Linked DNA regions of Homo sapiens: all the other regions are linked to region 4. Evidence: chromatin contacts called from ENCODE Hi-C or POLR2A ChIA-PET data. All regions are on one chromosome and are shown on one strand. The core of a region is the stretch at or near the end of the contact, and the rest is flanking DNA. Distances in the headings are between cores, read along the strand shown.

Evidence for each region. Hi-C counts contacts between places; a loop is a spot of excess contacts on that map. ChIA-PET counts read pairs that join two places held with the same protein, here RNA polymerase II (POLR2A). Pooled maps may share reads with other maps.
Region 1: a pooled map shows a loop between it and region 4 (2.6-fold over the local background). The contact joins two enhancer-like sites. A Hi-C loop is called at or near these places in 2 of 168 maps with a recorded cell type or tissue (both naive thymus-derived CD4-positive, alpha-beta T cell), 1 of 37 single-sample maps with no recorded cell type and 11 of 50 pooled maps. POLR2A ChIA-PET finds 5 or more read pairs at or near these places in 2 of 52 experiments (AG04450 and activated naive CD4-positive, alpha-beta T cell).
Region 2: a map with no recorded cell type shows a loop between it and region 4 (2.2-fold over the local background). The contact joins two enhancer-like sites. A Hi-C loop is called at or near these places in 2 of 168 maps with a recorded cell type or tissue (CD8-positive, alpha-beta T cell and naive thymus-derived CD4-positive, alpha-beta T cell), 10 of 37 single-sample maps with no recorded cell type and 13 of 50 pooled maps. POLR2A ChIA-PET finds 5 or more read pairs at or near these places in 1 of 52 experiments (activated naive CD4-positive, alpha-beta T cell).
Region 3: a map with no recorded cell type shows a loop between it and region 4 (2.7-fold over the local background). The contact joins the promoter of LINC00423 here to the enhancer-like site in region 4. A Hi-C loop is called at or near these places in 2 of 168 maps with a recorded cell type or tissue (GM12878 and naive thymus-derived CD4-positive, alpha-beta T cell), 8 of 37 single-sample maps with no recorded cell type and 18 of 50 pooled maps.

What each region holds. Positions count from the first base shown.
Region 1 is chr13:32,790,598-32,794,082 of GRCh38, reverse strand. No RefSeq gene overlaps it. Among named protein-coding and RNA genes, the nearest start is that of LINC00423, 120 kb to the left of the region's middle. Within about 2 kb of position 2,227, at least 5 of the 41 ENCODE cell types and tissues checked have a DNase peak (open chromatin) inside an H3K27ac peak, as active enhancers do.
Region 2 is chr13:33,032,179-33,035,605 of GRCh38, reverse strand. The region is part of intron 1 of KL (klotho); the gene reads right to left. Among named protein-coding and RNA genes, the nearest start is that of KL, 17 kb to the right of the region's middle. Within about 2 kb of position 2,109, at least 4 of the 41 ENCODE cell types and tissues checked have a DNase peak (open chromatin) inside an H3K27ac peak, as active enhancers do.
Region 3 is chr13:32,909,633-32,913,574 of GRCh38, reverse strand. It overlaps LINC00423 (long intergenic non-protein coding RNA 423), which reads left to right and starts at 1,923. Exons shown (of 5, transcript NR_047020.1): 1 at 1,923-2,552; 2 at 2,855-2,938.
Region 4 is chr13:33,546,349-33,549,961 of GRCh38, reverse strand. It overlaps a transcript of STARD13 not described here. Among named protein-coding and RNA genes, the nearest start is that of LINC02344, 210 kb to the right of the region's middle. Within about 2 kb of position 1,686, at least 2 of the 41 ENCODE cell types and tissues checked have a DNase peak (open chromatin) inside an H3K27ac peak, as active enhancers do.

The DNA of each region.
Region 1 (3,485 bases), core at 978-3,477, 760 kb after region 4:
TACAGAGGTTTTAAGACGAGGTCATTAGGGTGGGCCTTAATCCAATATGACTGGTGTCCTTATAAAACGGGGAAATTTGAACACAGATACACACATAAGATGATATAAACAGACGCATGGAGGAGATAGCTATCTACAAGCCAGAGAGAAACCTGGAATAAATCCTGCCCTCAGAAGGAACCAACGCTACCAGCACCTTAATTTTGGTCTCCAGAATTTCCGGCCTCCAGAATTGTGAGCTAATAAATTTCTGTTAAGATATCCAGTTTGTAGTAGTTTTTATGGTGGCCCTAGCAAACTGATAAACCAGGTAAGATATAATAGTGGCTTGGATGGAAGTAGCAGTGGAGGTGGTTAGATCCTGGATATATTTTGCAAGAAGAGTCAACAGGATTTCCTGACAGATTAGAAAGGATGTGTGAGGGAAATGGAATCGACTTCATGGCTTGCGCATGAATAACTAAAATAATGAAATTGCTACAGATGGAGATGGGGAAAGCTGAGGTTGGACCGGGTTTGGAGGTGGGCACGGGTGGAAAGCCCAGGAATTCAGTTTTGGATATGTTATTAGAGATTGAATCAGGGATGATTATGACACAATTAATTGTGAGAATCAAACGAATTCAGTACATATTTGTTACATGTTTACTATGTACAAAGCACTGTGGCAGTTTTATATAGTATTCTTTAAATGTTTAAAAGTCTCTGTTTTATAGAAGCATAGGTGACAAGTTGTATGATGCTCCACCTCAAAATGGTGAAAACACTAAAACTAAGAAGTGGCATAGGCTATGCATGGGTTGGCCATAAAGTAATCAGAGTTTCTTTAATGGATTGTTAATTTCCTCTACAGATAATTTCATAGCTGTAAGTTAGCAAGATGATAATGACAAGTCATTACAGTTAATACTCTGAGGTATTCATTTAGAGTCATATGCTCTAGTGTGACTGGTTTTCTCAGTCTTGTTACTATAAAGATATGTATGCTTTGTGGGCTCAAGAATCAGAAAGATCTAAATCCAAATTCTGGCTCTGACCCAAGCCGTGTGAACATGGCAAGTTACTCTCCAAGTCTTGGTTCCTTTATCCGTAAAATGGTGATAAACATACCTCATAGGATTGTTGTAAAGAGTAATTAAGCGACACATATAAAATGCTTACTCTAGTGATCAGTTCACAGCAAGTACTCAATTAAACTATTACTATTCGTTTCTCATGGTGCTATAGGAATTCCGGTTGAAGCGAACCACTATCACTATATGGTCAGAAAAAAATATAATGGGACAAACAACCCCTAGGCTAGGACTTAAAGCAGAAGGGATATTTGCACAGGCAGCAGAGACCAATGCTTCTCAAGTTTTAAGGTGAATTTCAATTATCCAGGGATCTTACTGAAAAGCAGATTCTCAGGAGGTCTGGGGTGGGCTGTGAGATTCTGCATTCTTAACAAGCTCCCAGGTGATGCCCATCCTGCTGCTTGACCCACACTTTGAATACAAAGGGTCTAGATCACTGACAAGCAGAATGATGTAAGCCAGGACTAAGGGTGTAGATATACAGTGTGTTGAACGACAGGTACAGTCAGTCTGGCAGAAGTAAAGTTAACAGAAAATACCATGAAAAAGTTTGGAAAGTAGGATGAAGCCATATTCTGGCAGGCTGTGAAAGGCTTGTTGATTTTATACTTCATTGTGTAGTAGACAGCTGTGAGCGGGAGAACAATAGCTTGGTGGAGGTCAGGGAGGGTGGCTCACACCTGTAATCCCAACACTTTGGGAAGCTGAGGCAGGACTGCTTGAGTCCAGGAGTTCGAGAACAGCCTGGGCAACATAGTGAGACCTAGTCTCTACAAAAAGTACTGAAAAATTAGCCAGGTGTGGTGGCACACACCTGTAGTCCCAGCTACTTGGGAGATGGAGGTGGGAGGATTGCTTGAGCCCGGGAGTGCAAGGCTGCACTGAGCTGTGATCGCGCCTCTGCACTCCAGCCTGGGTGACAGAGCAAGACCTTGTCTCTAAAAAGAGAAAAGAATAACCTGGTAAGACAGCATCTTCACACACTCTGGTATTTATCTGTACAACACATCTGAACAAACAGGGGCTGAAGATGAAGAGGTCCGAGCAAGACTGCTCCAGTCAGGGTCCTTTCATCTGGGAGAAAGTGAAATCCCTTCAAACCAGTTTGAATAACAGGAAGTGGGGAGGTGGTTACTGCAAGGCCACAGTGCTCAGAAGGTGCAGGGGTGGATTCAGATCGAGGCCACCTCTTTCTCACGTAATCTCTAGGGACTTCTCTTCTTCTTTCCACACATCTGCTCACCCACCTTTGTCCTGCAGCAGGCTTTCCCTTAAATTCCTCTCACATATGGCCCAGAGTAGCCCGTGGATTTTTTATTTACTCTCCATGACTCACTGGAAACTTGTCTGTGTCTTTTAATTCAAATTCCTACAAGAAAATACAAACAGGTCACACAATACATAGGTCATTGTGAACGGGCTACTCTTCTCTGTGAGGTAGGATCAGAGGGAAGACAAGATCATGCAACTCAGTAGAGGCAATGTGCCACAGCAGATTAAAAAGGCTGTGGGCAGGTACCCCAATACATGTATGTTTAATGGGAAAAAATGTTCAAGTATAGTTTATCCTTAAAAAAAAAAAAAAAAGGCATCTCCTTGTTCCTCCTCATCCAGACTTCTCCAAATCAGCCTCCACTATCTCCACTTCCTGAACTCACATTTGCTCACCCCACTGCAGTCTGGCTTCTGCCTTCTTTTCCCCCACCCCAATAGTGCCCTAAGTCTGCACTATCAGAAGTCACCTGTGATTTCACAAGTCACTAAATACCAAAAACACTAACGTCAGTGTCTCTGTGGCTCCAATTCTGCCTTGTGTCAATAAGTACAGGGAATCTAGTTTCTCCACCAATATGCCCAAACAAATCCAATCACATCAAATATATCAGTTTGAATGAGGTAGTAATAAGGTGAGATTACACAATGAACATAATTTCATTTGACAAATTCTTTCCTCTGACATTTGCCTTTACTCAGTTTGTTCCTCTCCATATTCACCAAGGACAGCTCCTAGCCCCTCTGAAAGCTTGAAGCCAGCTGATCCCCAGAATCAAGGTTCAGTATTCTCCAACTTGAATGGTGATCTCACAAGAGGGAGTTCTCATCCCATACTCCTACTAGTGGAGAAGTGTCACCTTGCGGTTTCTTCCTGCACCATCTGCCAGATATGCGTGACTGTCCACTGTCCAATCATCTGAAGGTTCCTGTAGGCTGGGGGCTATCGTCCCATGAACAAGGTGAACAGAGATCCCCAGGAGCCAGCTTAGGCTCCAGTCCCACTGAGATCTAGGCGCAGGCTGATTCCCACAGAGGTCAGCTATGAGTTAAGTACAGCTCATAACTTCTTGGAGAATTCAGAGTCCAACCGTATTTAGGGAAGACTATTTATTCTCCTATTACGGTTTAGATTTG
Region 2 (3,427 bases), core at 860-3,359, 510 kb after region 4:
GATGAGAAAAAAGAGACAAGAAGATAAGGAACTCAGATAAGTGATGTTTTCCACAAGGTCAGCAAAAGTATTCCATGGTTCATCAGTCAAATAGGATTTTTTCAGTAAACATCTATTAGTATAATTGCCAATAATTCCACAATACCCTCATGAAAGAGCTACTCTCCAATATCAACAAAACTGAGACAAGCAGTTTTTCCTCTATAATGGTCACTTTTATTTTCTAAACATTCTACTTCTGCCTCCTTATCTAATTCTCCTGCTTTAAGTTATCAACAGCAGATGCCAACAGACTCTCCTTGAGACTTTCTTTAACAGGCTCATTTATAGCTCTTTGCTTTTGAAATAACTCAATTCATCTTGCAGTAGAGAACGCTTTTCACCCAAAGAAAAAGTGGCATGTGAGTGTGTGAGGATTTCTACATCATTGAACAGGATACAATTACAGGAAAATGAAATATGCTTTATGGAGTGGTGGATAGCGGAAAGTCATCGGCCTGCTCTTTCCCCCTTCTTTCGCATTTGCCTTTTTGTGGTAGCAGTTTCGACATGGTGTTAAGTCAAAGTTTTTCATAACACAAACTCCACTTGTGAAATCAACCTATGAGTAGCCTCAGCAATTTTGAAAATCAAAATAGAAGAGATTAGGAAATATCACAGTGCACTGCCTGTAATAATGGTAAGTTTTTTCTGTGAAAATTTTGTTTCAATGGTGTATATTCAACATGGAAAATGCCTTTCTTACTATGGGTCAAGATCAAAAAAGTTTGGAACTCACTGGTCTAAGTGGAGGGGGATTTTCATTCCAGAAGTATTTATTGAGCATCTATTGTGTGCCTGGCATGATTCTAGCACTTTGGGGCACAACAGGGAACAAATCAAAGAAAAACCCGTGCCCTCACGGAGATTCCATTTTAGCAGGAGGAGCGACAACCAACAACAAACATAATAAATGTAAATTATAAAGAATGTTCTAAGGCAATAAGTGCTATGAAGAAATAGAGTGAGGTAAGGAAGGCCTGGGGTGCCACGGAGAGGAGATACATTTTATTTATTTTTTTTTTTGGTGGCACTCACAAGAGTCTTTATTTTCCTTTCATTAAATGTGTTGTGATTTTCATCTTTTCATTTACATCTCTACAGAACAAAATCCGTTTGTGTCCCTATTAGGCAAGAATCCTTCCCATCGCTATCAGTTTTCTACAAGTTAAAAACTACCCTTACAGAATTTAAAATGCCCTAATCCATGGTAAGCAGCAAATTGAACAAAGGTGCACTGCCTTCTTCACCCCCAGAGAATGAGGATAGGAGAATGGGATTAACTAGGCAGGCCTGCCTGAGGCCTCAGTCCAGATGGACACCAATAATCCTGCCTCATTTCCAAGTCTAGGAAAATTTTCTGTACAGTCTCCCTTTGTGATCATAAATAATCTCCAAAGATTATATTTTATCACACAGAAAAACCTGGTTTCCTTGAGCTTTAGCCAGATTCATTTACAAATGTTTGACAAGGGGTGTTAATTAACACTCTATAAGCCTCTTGGCTCTACAGTGTACAGCATATTAAATTCAAAGAAACAGCTTCTGTCTGGGGATTTCATAAGGAATCTCAGATTGCCTTTTCAAAAGAAGGCAATCTGAGGGTGTGTGTTCATCTTTTTTAAAAAAAAATGCTTTTATACTAGAGGGTTTGTGTTTGTCTGTTTTTATCTTTTTTAAAAAAATGATCTTATTGGTTCTTCTATTCAGAAGCTAAAAAAACAAGCCCAATAAATTCATTATCACACAGTTTCATCCACAGCACCTGTAAATTTGGTGACTTCCTGTCTCCTCGAGGCCCCCAGAAGTAGTCAGTCTTCTCCGCTGCTCGTAAAGTGGGTTGCTGGAAGTAGAGAAGACTAGTTCCGGGGGCCTCCAGGAGACAGGAAGTCACCAAATGGGGGTGGTTAGAGGTGTGCCTCCTTTGAGAAGGAGCTTGTGACCATAGACTTAAGGAAAGTGAAGGGTTGGTTCTGTGGCTATGGCGGTAGGGCAGGTTGGGAAGAACCTTCCAGGCAGGGAGAAGAGTAAAAAAAAATAATGCCCCAAGGCACAAATGCAAGACCTTCAGTGTGGCTGGATGGCGTGGGGCAGCGGGGCAGGAGTCAGAGTTGAGACAAAATGTGTTGAAACACCTTTGAGAGTGTTTCCAGAACAGGGAACTGCAGCGTTAACTGCTGCTTGATCCCCTGTGACGAAAGGGAAATTTTTAAAACGGCAAGGCTTAAACGTGAAAGGAAAAGATAAAAAGCTTTTTAATCAAATTGTAAATGACATGGTTTTTCACTCTCCCATCTCCCGTATTTCTCACTGAGTAGCAGTAAACACAGGAAACAGCCACGCATAAGTTATACTGTAACTCCTCATAAAGGATCCTCTGGCTTCTTTCATTTTTCGGAAATGAGAATTGTGAAGGAAGAAAAAAGAGAGATCTGAATTGAAATGCACTTTTTCAGGACTGCTATTTGAGTTATCATGTAATGATTATTTCATTAAGCAAATATTTACTCAATAGACAAATTATTATGCTGGGCATCGTGAGGGGTCAAACATAGGTACATAGAATAATTACAGTATAAGTCTGAAAGTGAAAACGCCAGAAGATGGATTTTTTTTTTAATGCAATGGCGATTCAGAGGAAGGAAAGATTCTTTCTTGCTGAGGGAAATCAAGGAAGTCTTCCTGTAGGAGGTAGTTTCTAAACCTTATATTGAAAGATGTAGATCCTGGAGAGACGGAAAAAGGCATTCCAGGCAGATCACTGTGAGCTGGAAAGCCAGTGATGCTGTGGCAAAATGTATTTTTTACAGAAAATAGATGGGTATCTCCCATGCCCCATGATCTTTTACGATATAACCTGGCTGTTCCTCCCATTGGCGGATCTGTGGACCCTCCCCCTTGAATCTGTGGGCATGTGACTGCTCTGATAGAAATGAAGCTACATGATATCAAGAATAAGTGAAAAGAAGAAGAAGAAGAAGAAAAGAAGTCCATACCACTTCCTCCTAGTTCTCTTGGGATGCTTGCCGGGAGGGAAGCTAGTTTCCATGTACAGAGGCTACTAATCTGAGACCACTTGTGTAAGCGAGGCCAACAGAGATGCTCTGGTCCACAGCCAGGCTCAACCGCGGATCACATGTGTGAGCCGTCTTGCATGCCCCACCCCGTTCAAGCTTCAGATGACTGCGGACCAGAGAAAAACTGCGTGGGTGAGCCCTCCCCTAATCCTGACCCATAAGTTTGTAAACCAAATAAAATGGTTATTTAAAGCAATTAAGTCTGGGGGAATTACGCAGAAATAGTAATGGGAACAGATGTATCTGGGTTAGTGTTTTTGTAATGATGTAATGATGACACTCTCAGATGTCAATTAAGGTTAAAGACGTTA
Region 3 (3,942 bases), core at 674-3,173, 640 kb after region 4:
TACAGGGTCCCAGGTATTTGGAATAAGCTTATATTTTTATGGCTGGTCACTTCTGGGGGGTTTTGTGAAGTTGGTTGATTCTTCTTTATTTACTAGGACAACAGAGCCTGCTCCACACACTGGAACCAGAGGTGGATGAGGACTGAAGGAGGAAGAGGAGAAGGCAGAGGGCCTGGCCCAGCCTCTTCACTCCGCCGACCCTTGCAGGTGTCAGTTCAAAGTCCTGAGTGGAGCTCCCGGATGACTGCACAACCAGGGGCCAAGCAGATTAGCCGACTCCAGTGGAGCAGGCTAGAGACCTATAACTGGGAGTGGGGGAATCCCTTGAATTATAAAATCAAAAAATATAAAATTCCAGGCCAGGCATGGTGCCTCATGCCTGTAATCCCAACACTTTAGGAGGCCAAAGTAGGAGAACTGCTTGAGCTCAGGAATTTGAGACCAGCCTGGGCAACCCCATCTCTACCAAATAGATAATATATGTAATATATGTATAACTTATACATATAAATATTATATATATGTTATAACTGTACTCCTAGGAGTTATATATATTACATATAGTTTTATATATATATATTTCTATATATAGAGCTACATATATATTTTATGTATAATAGTTTATATATTATATATAACTCCTAGGAATATAGTTATAACATATGTACAGTTGTTATAACATATATACAGGAATACAGCTATAACATATATAAATATATAACATATATTACTATATATGTTATCTATCTGTAAATATTATCTATATATTACTATATATGTTATCTATCTGTAAATATTATCTATATAGAGCTATATGTGTGTAACTGTATTTTATATATATGCATAACTCCTAGGAATACATTTATAACACATATGTATAAATATAATATATAGTTTTATATATATATAACTGCTAGGAATACAGTTTAATAAGTCATGTGCATGACATGTGAAGAAAATAAGAAAATTCTATTGAGAAACATAAGATGTTTGACTGCAGGGAAAACTACATCCTCTTTTTTAACATGTACTATATATTGTAAAAATAACAATTCTTTGAAATAAAACTAAATTTAATGCAAATCCAAATCAAAAATCATTTGGGACTTTTTTCTTTGTTATGGAAAAAAATTTATTTCAAATTTCTTCTGAATGAATAAGCATGCATAAATAGCCAGGCAAATTAATGAGAGAGCATTTGTCCTATTGGATATTATAAGCATACAAGTATAAACATTAAACCATTATATAATAACAGAAAGCCCAATAGCACAGAATCCATAATTCAGAAACAGACTCATGTGTGTGTGAGAACTTGATATATGATCAAGGTGGACTATCAACAAAATGGGTTGGATAAACTGACTAATCATTTGGAAAAAATAGAAATAACAAATCTCTATGCCCAAATTAAGCTTCAGAAGGAGCAAATACCTAGACATAAAAATATACATTTTTATTAAAGTACTGAAATAAAACTTAGGTAATTGATTTATAATCTTAGCACACAACTTTTTAGATGGTCACTTGACCCTATGTATTAGTATTTTAAAGTTTGAATCAACAATTCCATTCGTGGGATTTTTTTTCCCCCGAAGCCATAATGGGTCAAGGTGACAGAGAAAGATATACAAGTCTGGTCATTAAGCATTTTTGTAATGGTGAAAAATTGGAAACAACTTAAATGTTGATTAAATAAATTATAGCATACCCATACAATGAAACCCAAACAGCCAATTAGAATAATGATATATCACCACACTGATACTCCATTGCCTGAGCACTGTTGGTAGGAAAGCCTGCTCCTGTTACAGCCCTGACAGCAGTTTATGTCTATGCCTGCTGATCCATCCTCACCAACACCAGGGGGTGTTGTTCACATGCTTGTTATCTAGAGCTGTCCTTTCTGCCCATCAACAGACAGTTCTGCCCATGGGCACAGGCAATTGGTCTCAACTGCGCATGGTTTGCCCTGTAATGCCCTCCAAATGACCAGCTGAAAAGATTGATAGTCTAGAGCAGAGGACCTGCGGCACCTGATCCACAGACCAGACAGTTAGGAGGCTTCTTTGTCCTCCCAGAAGTGCAGGCAAAGTTTTGGTGTTCATCAAATGAGTGATCAATGACAGGTTATCACACCTACTGCAAAAATATATGGCACTTCCCTCTCCACCTCCACAGTGGGCTGTGAAAATTAATTGAGTTCAGGCTGTGAAAAACTTAAGCTGCTACATGAAATGCAAAATCATTAAGCTTCAGAGATTGTAACATTCTGCTTGTGGCCTTGGGACTGAAACACCAGATGTCATGCCCAATAATGACTTCACTTTTCATCCAACTTCAACAACTCAAGATTGAGCGCATTTTGGGTTTTGACCTTGCACTGCTATACTGAGATTCAGCAGAAGTTAACTACCCGCAAGACTCCCTCCAGAGAACTGAGGCCTCAGGATCATCTTCAACACCTTCACCCAGAGTACGGAGACAAAACCCTTGCCACATAGACCTGCCACACCACAATACCAGGTGGAGATGCACCGTTGCTTGAGTTGGTGAGTGAGAAGGGCCATTGCTTGTGTTATCTGAGGGCTGTGGAGGAAAGAGAATTAGGTAAGTTCATTTAGAACTAACTAGAACACTTTTCAAAAAGATGTCTCAGTGTGGGGCATAGTTAAGACATATATTTCAGAGTAATCATCTCCAAATGAGTGATTTTTGTTTTCTTGCCTATTTCCTGATTTACTTGAGTTGTCCTGGCTCAAGGAATAAAGAAGGCATTTATACAATAAAAGTGGTGTGAGTCACCCTTTCTAACCTTTAAGATTGGTTTTCAAACTGTTAAAAATTCTTGTAGGTCCACCAAGAAAGTTGCCATAGAAGCCTGAAGTTACGACAGCTTATAAGGAAGTGGTTATCGATTATGACGGATGGAGAAAATGTAAGCTGCCTATGTTTCATTCAGACTCATACTAGCTCTGGTTAGAGAAATCAATTAAAAGGAGGAAAAGATGAGGAAGTTCTGCAAAAATAAATTCAAGGGTCAACTAGCAGTGGATAAAGACACAACTATGATCTCTGTGACTTCTTTCCTCTTTTATTTGACATTTTTTCACTTCCGCATGATAAAGAAAATAGAGACATGGCATGCTGGAAAGAAAACTAAAGCTATTTCTTTAATGAAGTCCACTAACCTCGGAAGGAAGACTGAAGTATTCTTGTGGCTTCAACAGACAAATGATAGTAGCTGCTAAGACAGAAACTGCTTGGAAAGACTATTGATTTTAGATTCAGAGAAAATGAATAAGGAAAAGTTTAAGATTGATGAGAAAGGTATACAATGTGCTACGAGAATTTTTTCTAAAAGTCACGTTTAAAAAAACGAGTTTATAGTGGATTTTAGGTTAAATTCCTTTAATAAAGGGTTACATGTTTCCTGACTATGTATAAGAAATTCATGAATGTGACTCTAAGAGACTTGAATAAAAGGACCCACATGTCTTTTGCCCTGTGATGGCCTGCCTAAATTGCAGGGCTATAAAAAGGAAAACCACCTTTAAAAGCTTCAACCCTAAGTTGACTTTATCTTATAGAAGAAAGAATTTCATGTGTATGCTAAATATATACATATAGCATATAATGTATATATAATTTCCTGATAAAATCTTCTGTTTTAGTGTACTTGCATCTGGGTACATAACCTCCCCACATCTCTTTGGTATTCTTATTTGTTCTGCTTTTCCATTTTACATATTTTCCCCAAGTGCCAAACATTAATAAAATTGCTAGCATTGATTATTTTTCCTTCACTAATACATCCCTTTGAGCCTATTTCCCCAGAAACAAATAACTAGAGACAACCTATCCTTTGCTGACACATGAAAATCCTATAATTGCAGACAGGAACAAAGATTCTAAAGGAAGTCTCTGTCTTCAGTTCTTAGA
Region 4 (3,613 bases), core at 437-2,936:
TGTGGAAAGTTTTCAAAAGGAGTTTAGCACGAAGAATGCCCATGTTTGGAATACAGTGACAAATACACAGTTGTGCATGCCTGGCACAACCTCTGGGCTATAACTATGTTCAGTGATGGTGATGAACAAAGTGGTGACTTTGAAGGTTTCTATATGTCACATGAGAAAAAAAATAATGTCTGACCTCCATACATATACAAAAAAATACACCTTCAGAGTCTGGCAGTAAGATGGAAGAAACAGATGTCATGTAAGTTTTTACCAGCAATAATGCGGCTCTAATTATTCATTCATTGATCCATGGGGAAATAGCCAAAATGGTTCTTAATCAAGGTGATTATGATAATAGTGATGATGAAGATGATGTTAACACCGTAGAAAAAGTGCCTATAGATGACATGGTGAAAATGTGTGATGGGCTTATTGAAGGACTACAGCAGTTTATTTAGTATCCCCAAATGGGTTAAAACATGGATTTTTAGATTTTAAAATGCTGGGCTTCACCCTCAGAGTTTCTCATTCAATAGATTTTGGTCAGGGGACAAGAATGTGTATTTCTAACAAGTTTCCAGGTGATGATGATATCATCCTGGGATCCACACTTTACAATTCAATGACCGAGTATATTTATTTTTATGAGAGAATGTGTATTACTTGATTTCAGTTTATTCTCAATTACACAAAAAATAAATGAGGACACTTAATATTTTGAAAACATAAGATGGAAGAATGTATAGCTATAGCAACACATCTAACTAAACTATTACTCAGTAACCAAAAAAACTCAATAGATTCTCCAAAGCACAAATCAAGATGTCCTTTGCTGAACTGTATGAAGTTTCTGTGTTTTATTTTAATTAACTGACATGCTAAGGACAAACATTTTCTCGAACTTATTTGTTCTATAAATTGTTAACACATGAGTTTAAAAATATTTATATGGTAATAATTATCAGTCATCTTTTCTTTTGATTACTGATTGCTTTTGTGATTTAAAAAAATATTTTTCTATCCCGAGATTAGATATTCACCAGCAATTTCCTGATTTTTGATTTTGTCTTTCTTTACATATATCACTTTGGTCTACCTAGAAATTATTTTGATGCATGTATATTTTACTCAATTTTTAACTAAAATAAATACAATTATTTTTATACAGAAAATTCTTTAGGCATACTATATTCAGGGCATTGCAGTAAATACTCTCAGTGTTTATAATTATCTTTGTAAGATGCATATTAAAACAGCAAACATTGTTGAATTCTCCAAGTTAGTTTTATTTTATAGCATGAGGTGGTATAATCTTCTTAAGCATTCCTGGAAATATTTTTTTAAAAAAAATCACAAACGTATCACACATATCTAAAATTAAGTGTGCCAACTATATACCTTTGATGTTTCCTGAGAGTCCTGAGTTTGCAAAACCTTACCTATATAGCAACATTCAACTGTGTACAATTTTATGAATCAGGCATCACATTTTCCACGAGTCCACTCCACAGAAATGGCTTCAGTCCATTTCATCAAACTGCTATGTTGTGTCAATAAGCTTTCTATGCACTATTCCACTTTTAAGAACTGATGGCCCTTGTACATTTGGGTTTTTTTCAACCAACAGTTGCATGCTAAGAACATCTTCCAAATTCTGTTAGAAGACTGAAGAGGAACTTGGTCAGTTTTTCAGCAGTCATCCATGTCCTCTTGTTCTCATTTCTGTTTTCTTCCTCCAAAAAAAATCACTTCCCCTATCTTTGGCTCATTTATTTTTCTATGGTATATCACTGCCTAGCATTGGAGTTGTTTTAACTTTTTCCTTCACCTAGCATTACTTATCAACATGATAGTTACATTCCCAAAAACTATATTGTAAAAGAAAGCAGGGATGAAATATTTAAGACCTGATAGGAAAAGCAGGTTTAGGAGATCAGAGTTATAGTGAATCTAAAATAAAGGCTGATGGCTCATTAAATAAATCAACTAATGGCATTTTAAATATTTTTAAATAGAAAAAATTGGCATTGTTCAATAACTAGTATTCCTTCTTCCTAACAAACTTTTTATTTCATTAACCTACTAATCATCTAAGATTCTTATGAATATGTTTTTCCTTCTTGTAAATAAAAATTGTTATGAAATATTTTTTCTTGGATCTTCATGAAATGAAAAATGCTTTTAAGTTTTATTATTCAATTACCTTATTTAGCCCTGGAAAATTGAAGAAGAAAATGCCAGTGCACTGTGATATAGTCTTAAAATCCTTCTAAATGCATTGTTTTATATTCAAAAGAACTTAATGCCAAGGCATAAATGACCACAGCAGAGCACTGCTCTACCCTAAAGGTTTTACATCCCAATTCCTTTCCTTTGGCTTATGTTGTCTCAGTTTTCTATATTTCTCTCAAGGTTACGTTACAAAATTATCTATACATACTTGCTCTTCCATATATTTTACCTCTTCTTCTCAGGGCCCTATGTTTTGCTGTAATTTTAAAAATTATCTTCAAGAAAAATTGCCCAATTTTTACAAACATAGTATCCTAAATTCCCACATTTGTGAAAAAAGTATAAATATGTAAATACACATATGTAAAATTTTGTACAGTAGGAATGTTCATTGGGGAAACGTTACTGAAACTGACACAAAGTGTTTAACAGAAATTTGCTTAAAGGGATCAAATTTCACCTGGCATAGGAACATATTTAAAACAGTGGGGTTGACACAATAGCTACATCTGTGTAACCAAACCATCAAGGCTGACAAACTAAATCCAGTTGTTAGTAAAGTTAATGACTAATTCTGATCAATACATGGCCAAAAGAAAAAGAAAACACTGTATCATAAGAGCTGAAAAACATCTACTGGGAAATGACTATTTTGTGAATACTTAAAAGCCTTATAAATGTACTATTATATTTTCACTTTTTCTAAAGTATTATAATTGGCAGGGCTCAAATTAGTAAAGTTAAATATATTTCAACATTTTATTAAACACTGAAAATATTTTATCCATATCAAGTATCAGGGGCTTAAAATGAGCTATTCCAAAAAAAAGTATCTCTCATCAATACTTTCACTTTAAAAGAATTATTATAATTTATCCATATATGAAATACAAAAATTATTAGAACATGTATTAGGCTTAAATTGATTACAAATAAAAAACATTAATCTTGCCTGTAATCCCAGCTACTCAGGAAGCTGAGGCAGGAGAATCACTTGAGCCCGGGAGGTGGAGGTTGCAGTAAGTGGAGACTGAGCCACCGCACTGCAGCCTGGGCGACAGAGTGAGACTGTCTCAAAAAAAAAAAAATTAATACGACAACACAATAATAAATAAATTTAGCTCATCACAAGGGAGCATGGTCATTAAAATGAGTTTAGCAGAATAGTCAATTCAAACTTATTTCCAAAGACTAACAGTATAAATTATAGGCAGTTTGAGATTTAAAATGTGGCAAACCAAAAATAGGGCAGTATAAAGGCTACAGAGACTCAACTACCAATGAATGACAAAGAAAAACTGGCCCAATAGTTAGTCAAAATGTGACTATTAGTACTATTAGGCTAAAATTAAAAGTATTAATAAGTCTATTGATTATAGCAAATAAACCG